2 separate regions of the Homo sapiens genome follow, and region 1 is linked to region 2. The links are chromatin loops, found by intact Hi-C in ENCODE. Cell type or tissue: heart right ventricle. All regions are shown on one strand.

Evidence for each region. Peaks named below come from ENCODE experiments on the same cell type or tissue, not always from the same donor. Only the 100,000 strongest peaks of a DNase experiment are listed, where the experiment ranks them.
Region 1: a loop joins it to region 2, with 6 times the contacts of the local background. A loop is called at or near these places in 67 of 110 quality-filtered maps.

The regions. Positions count from the first base shown.
Region 1 is chr16:70,652,823-70,655,322 of GRCh38, forward strand. It overlaps IL34 (interleukin 34), which reads left to right. Exons shown (of 6, transcript NM_001393494.1): 2 at 1,716-1,849. Among named protein-coding and RNA genes, the nearest start is that of IL34, 7.5 kb to the left of the region's middle. In heart right ventricle, CTCF peaks have their summits at 1,078 (motif pointing left) and 1,280; a DNase peak (open chromatin) is centred at 1,109; H3K4me3 peaks cover 581 bases; H3K27ac peaks cover 540 bases.
Region 2 is chr16:70,369,083-70,371,582 of GRCh38, forward strand. It overlaps DDX19A (DEAD-box helicase 19A), which reads left to right. Exons shown (of 12, transcript NM_018332.5): 10 at 1,141-1,303; 11 at 2,290-2,481. Among named protein-coding and RNA genes, the nearest start is that of DDX19A, 23 kb to the left of the region's middle. In heart right ventricle, a CTCF peak has its summit at 1,187 (motif pointing right); a DNase peak (open chromatin) is centred at 1,249; H3K27ac peaks cover 778 bases.

The DNA.
Region 1 (2,500 bases), 280 kb after region 2:
AATAACAGAAATTGCTAAATTGCTTTCCAGGACAGCACTTGTCTCACTACTTGGCCAACATCAAGTAGTAATTGTTAAAACGAAATGAGCTGGGTGTATGACCGGGCATGGTGGCTCGTGCCTGTAAATCCAGCACTTTGGGAGGCAGAGGCAGGGAGATCAACTTGAGGTCAGGAGTTTGAGAACAGCCTGGCCAACATGGTGAAACCCCATCTCTACTAAAAATACAAAATATTGGCCGGGTGTAGTAGCCCCTGCTTGTAATCCCAGCTACTTGGGAGGCTGAGGCCTGAGGCACGAGAATTGCTTGAGCCTGGGAGGTGGAGGTTACGGTGAGCTGAGATTGTGCCACTGTACTCTAGCCTGGGTGACAGAGAAAGATTCTGTCTAAAAAAGAAAAAGCTGGGAAGCTGGGTGTAGTGGCACATGCCTCTCATCCCAGCTACTCAGGAGGCCACGATGGAAGGACCGCTTGACACTAGGAGTTTCAGACAAGCCTGGGCAACATAGCAAAACCCTGTCTCAAAAAAAAAAAAAAAAAGCCCCAACAACCCAAAACCACAAACACAAAAACTTTTTCATTTGAATAAAATGGGCCAGGCACAGTGGCTCACACCTATAATCCCAGCACTTTGGGAGGCTGAGGCAGGAGAATTGCTTGAGCTCAGGAGTTCGAGGCAAGTCTGGCCAACATGGCGATACCAGGTCTCTACAAAAAATACAAAAATTAGCAGGCGTAGTAGCATGCAACTGTAGTCCTAGCTACTCTGGAGGCTGAGGCAGAAGGATCGCTTGAGTCTGGGAGTTCTAGGATGCAATGAGCCATGATCCCACTACTGCACTCCAGCCAGGGTGACCAAAAAAAAGAAAAAGAAAAATTATATCTGATTGTTTTAATGTGAATTTATTTATCTAGTTAGTGAGTCTGATATTTTGGGTAGTTGCTGGCCTACTTCTGTTTTATTCTTTCTGCTCTGATGGACTTAACCTTTATTCATATTTGTTGCGAATTCTCTCCTTTTTTTCTGTTCAGTCACATGGAAATCGTATAGGCTGTTTTTGGAGTCACAGTGACCCCCAGTGGCAAAGGATGGTAATGTTTCAGCGGCTCGTTTGTTGCAGGAAGAGAGGCAGCCAAGTATGAGATCTGCTTAACGTCCTAGAATGACCAGACTGGAAGGCGCTACAGACCCGCTGGCATAGTTAGCTGGGAGGGACACTAAGATCAGATAGAGCAGGAAGGAAAGTGGTGTGGGGCGTGGGTGACTGAAGAGTCATTTTATCAAGTTGAAACCAGAATCCAGGATGATTCGATCTCCTGAATGCCGGGCTGGAAAACCCAGCAACGAGCTTTGAAAACATATCACCCGGACACCAGGGGCAGAGGCTGTTCTGGGCGGGAGGTTGTGCCTGCCCCACGGAGCGACAGAAGCGGGGAGACCAGACGTCGACCCTGAGGCGTGCCTCCTGGGGGGCTCCAGTGGCCGGCATGGGGTGGGTGTGGACTCTCTGCACTGCTAGTGCCTGCCTGACCTTGCTGTTCTGGAGCCAGACCCCAGGGAAAGCATTCCAGATCCCGTGCCCCCCACCACACCTTTCCCATTGGTGCTTGTCTCCTATGCAAATGGATGATGGTTGTGCTCGGCTTTGCGTGTTGTGGACGGCGTGGATGAGATGGAGGGTGCTCATGTGCTCTTGTCGGGTGTGGTCCACAGATCTTGGGATCTTCCTTGGCGTGGCCTTGGGGAATGAGCCTTTGGAGATGTGGCCCTTGACGCAGAATGAGGAGTGCACTGTCACGGGTTTTCTGCGGGACAAGCTGCAGTACAGGAGCCGACTTCAGTACATGGTAACCACGTGGGCACCAGCTGTGTCCCTGTCCCCGCGTCCCGGGGTTCACCTGGCATAGGCCTCTGGACATTCAGAGCCCTTCTTAGGACCTGTGTCAGCCCTGAGCCGACCATGGCCTGTTTCTCTGCCTTTCTCCGAAACCTACCCATGCACCTGGTCTGCACTTACTGACCCTCCTCCTGCCATCTCCTGGGGCCTCCACCCCTCCTCCTCGATCTCACTTTAATCCCACCTCCATGATGGCAGTCACCATATGACTCAGGAATGGACACCTGGAGCTCTTTGACAAACCCCAGGCACTTATTAGCCAGGGAGCTAAAGACCTAGAAATCGGAATATTTGGTTCTTTTTGCAGAGTGGAGATGTCTGTGTGGCTCTATGTATCTTTTTTTTTTTTTGAGACGGAGTCTTGGTCTGTCACCAGGCTGGAGTGCAGTGGCTCAATCTTGGCTCACTGCAACCTCCACCTCCCCGGTTCCAGTGATTCTCCTGCCTCAGCCTCCCGAGTAGCTGGGACTACAGGTGCGCGCCACCATGCCCAGCTAATTTTTGCAATTTTAGTAGAGACGGGGTTTCACCATGTTAGTCAGGATGGTCTCCATCTCTTGACCTCGTGATCCGCCTGCCTCAGCCTCCCAAAGTGCTGGGA
Region 2 (2,500 bases):
TCTCAAACTTCTGACCTCAGGTGATCCGCCCGCCTCGGCCTCCCAAAGTGCTGGGATTACAGGCGTGAACCACCGTGCCCGGCCAATCTGGTTTTTTTTTTTTTTTTTTTTTTTTTGAAACGGAATCTCGCCTCTTGCCCAGGCTGGAGTGCAATGGCATGATCTTGGCTCACTGCAGCCTCTGCCTCCCGGGTTCAAGCGATTCTCCTCCCTCGGCTTCCTGAGTAGCTGAGATTACATGCACATGCCACCACGCCCAGCTAATTTTTGTATTTTTAGCAGAGACGGGGTTTCACCATGTTGGTCAGGCTTGTGTTGAACTCCTGACCTCGCGATCGGCCCACCTCGGCCTCCCGAAGTGCTGGGATTACAGGCATGAGCCACCGCGCCTGGCCCCCAGGGTAGTCTTTTACTCCTAGGCTCAAGTGATCCTTCACTTGATCTCCCAAATTGCTGTGGTTATAGGCGTGAGCCACCGTATCTTGCCCCAGGTTAAATATTTTTGTGGTATAAATTTTCTTTTTTTTTTCTTTTCTTCTTTTTTTTTTTTTTTGGAGACAAGGTCTTGCTCCGTCACCCAGGCTGGAGTGCAATGGTGCAATCTTGGCTCACCAGCCTCGACCTCTCAGGTTTAAGCGATTCTCCTGCCTCAGCTCCCTCAAGTAGCTGGGACTTACAGGCCTACACCACCATGCCTAGCTAAATTTTTTGTAGAGACAGGTTTGGCCATGTTCCCCAGGCTGGTCTCGAACTCCTGAGTTCAAGCGATCCACGTGCCTCGTCCTCCCAAAGTGCTAGGAGTACAGGTGTGAGCCACCATGCCCAGCCAGGTACAAATATTTTCGTAAGATTACAAGCCAGGTGACATTGTTACTTCCTGTTGCACTATATCGGGTTTACAATTTTAAGAAATTTAGCTTTTAGCTGCTAAGTTTCAGGTACAGTCTTCCAGATCAAAAATATCTTCAGCTGAGCGTGGTGCCTCACACCTGTACTCCCAGCCCTTTGGGAAGCCAAGGCAGGATAATGACTTGAGCCCAGGACTTTTTAGATCACCCTGAGTGACAGCAAGACTGTGTCTCAAAAAGAAAAAATATATACTCAAATACTTTCATTTCTCAATTGTTTTTTTTCTTCCAGACTCGCAAAACAGCTAGTTGGCTGGCAGCAGAGCTCTCAAAAGAAGGCCACCAGGTGGCTCTGCTGAGTGGGGAGATGATGGTGGAGCAGAGGGCTGCGGTGATTGAGCGCTTCCGAGAGGGCAAAGAGAAGGTTTTGGTGACCACCAACGTGTGTGCCCGCGGTGAGCAGAGGACGTGTCCCACCTGGTCTGCCAGGCTCGGGGTCCCAGGCCCAATTAGAGCCAGAAATCCTTGTATACAGGGAAGTCGGATGGTCTCAGGGAGATGGGTGGGGTTGGTGACACTATTCCTTTCTAGGAGAGACTGTTTGGATTTCCCTGAGGTGGTAAGAACTCACACATGCCAGGTGCGGTGGCTCATGCCTGCAATCCCAAGGCAGGAAAATTGCTTGAACCCTGGAGACAGAGGTTGCAGTGAGCCGAGAATGTGCTATAGCACTCCATCCTGGGTGACAGAGTGAGACTCTGTCTCCAAAAAAAAAAAGGAAGAGGGCAGGCCCAGTGGCTCACGCCTGTAATCCCAGCACTTTGGGAGGCCGAGGTGGGCGAATCACCTGAGGTCAGGAATTCGAGACCAGCCTGACCAATATGGTGAAACCCCATCTCTACTAAAAATACAAAAATTAGCCGGGCGTGGTGGCATGCGCCTGTAATCCCAGCTACTCAGGAGGCTGAGACAGGAGAATCGCTTGAACCCGGGAGGTGGAGGTTACGGTGAGTGAGATCGCGCCATTGCACTCCAGCCTGGGCAACAAGAGCGAAACTCCGTCTCAAAAATAAAAAAAGAAAGAAAGAAAAGGAACTCCCGCAGAAACCAGTAGTCCTGACTTGGTGGAAGGAAATGTACAGGCATCTGACTGGTAGAGAACGGAGCCTACTCTTCCAGGGGCGCCCATCTCCAGAACATTGTGTCTCCCAGAGGATTACCGACTGATCTCATGATTTTGTTGGCACTTGCCAAAGTTCTCTTCTTTTCCTCTGGGTTCTGTTGCCTGCCTATATGTGTGCCCTCTCTTGTACCCAGAGTTGGCCTGTCCCAAATTCTTTCCCTCTATCCCAAAGTTGGTACGCATTGACCTACCTATGGATGACAGTGATTTCTGTCTCCTGTCCTTAGTCCTCTCAGCCTCCAACTCTCCTTCCTGCAGGCATTGATGTTGAACAAGTGTCTGTCGTCATCAACTTTGATCTTCCCGTGGACAAGGACGGGAATCCTGACAATGAGACCTACCTGCACCGGATCGGGCGCACGGGCCGCTTTGGCAAGAGGGGCCTGGCAGTGAACATGGTGGACAGCAAGCACAGCATGAACATCCTGAACAGAATCCAGGAGCATTTTAGTGAGTCCCGGGGAGGGTC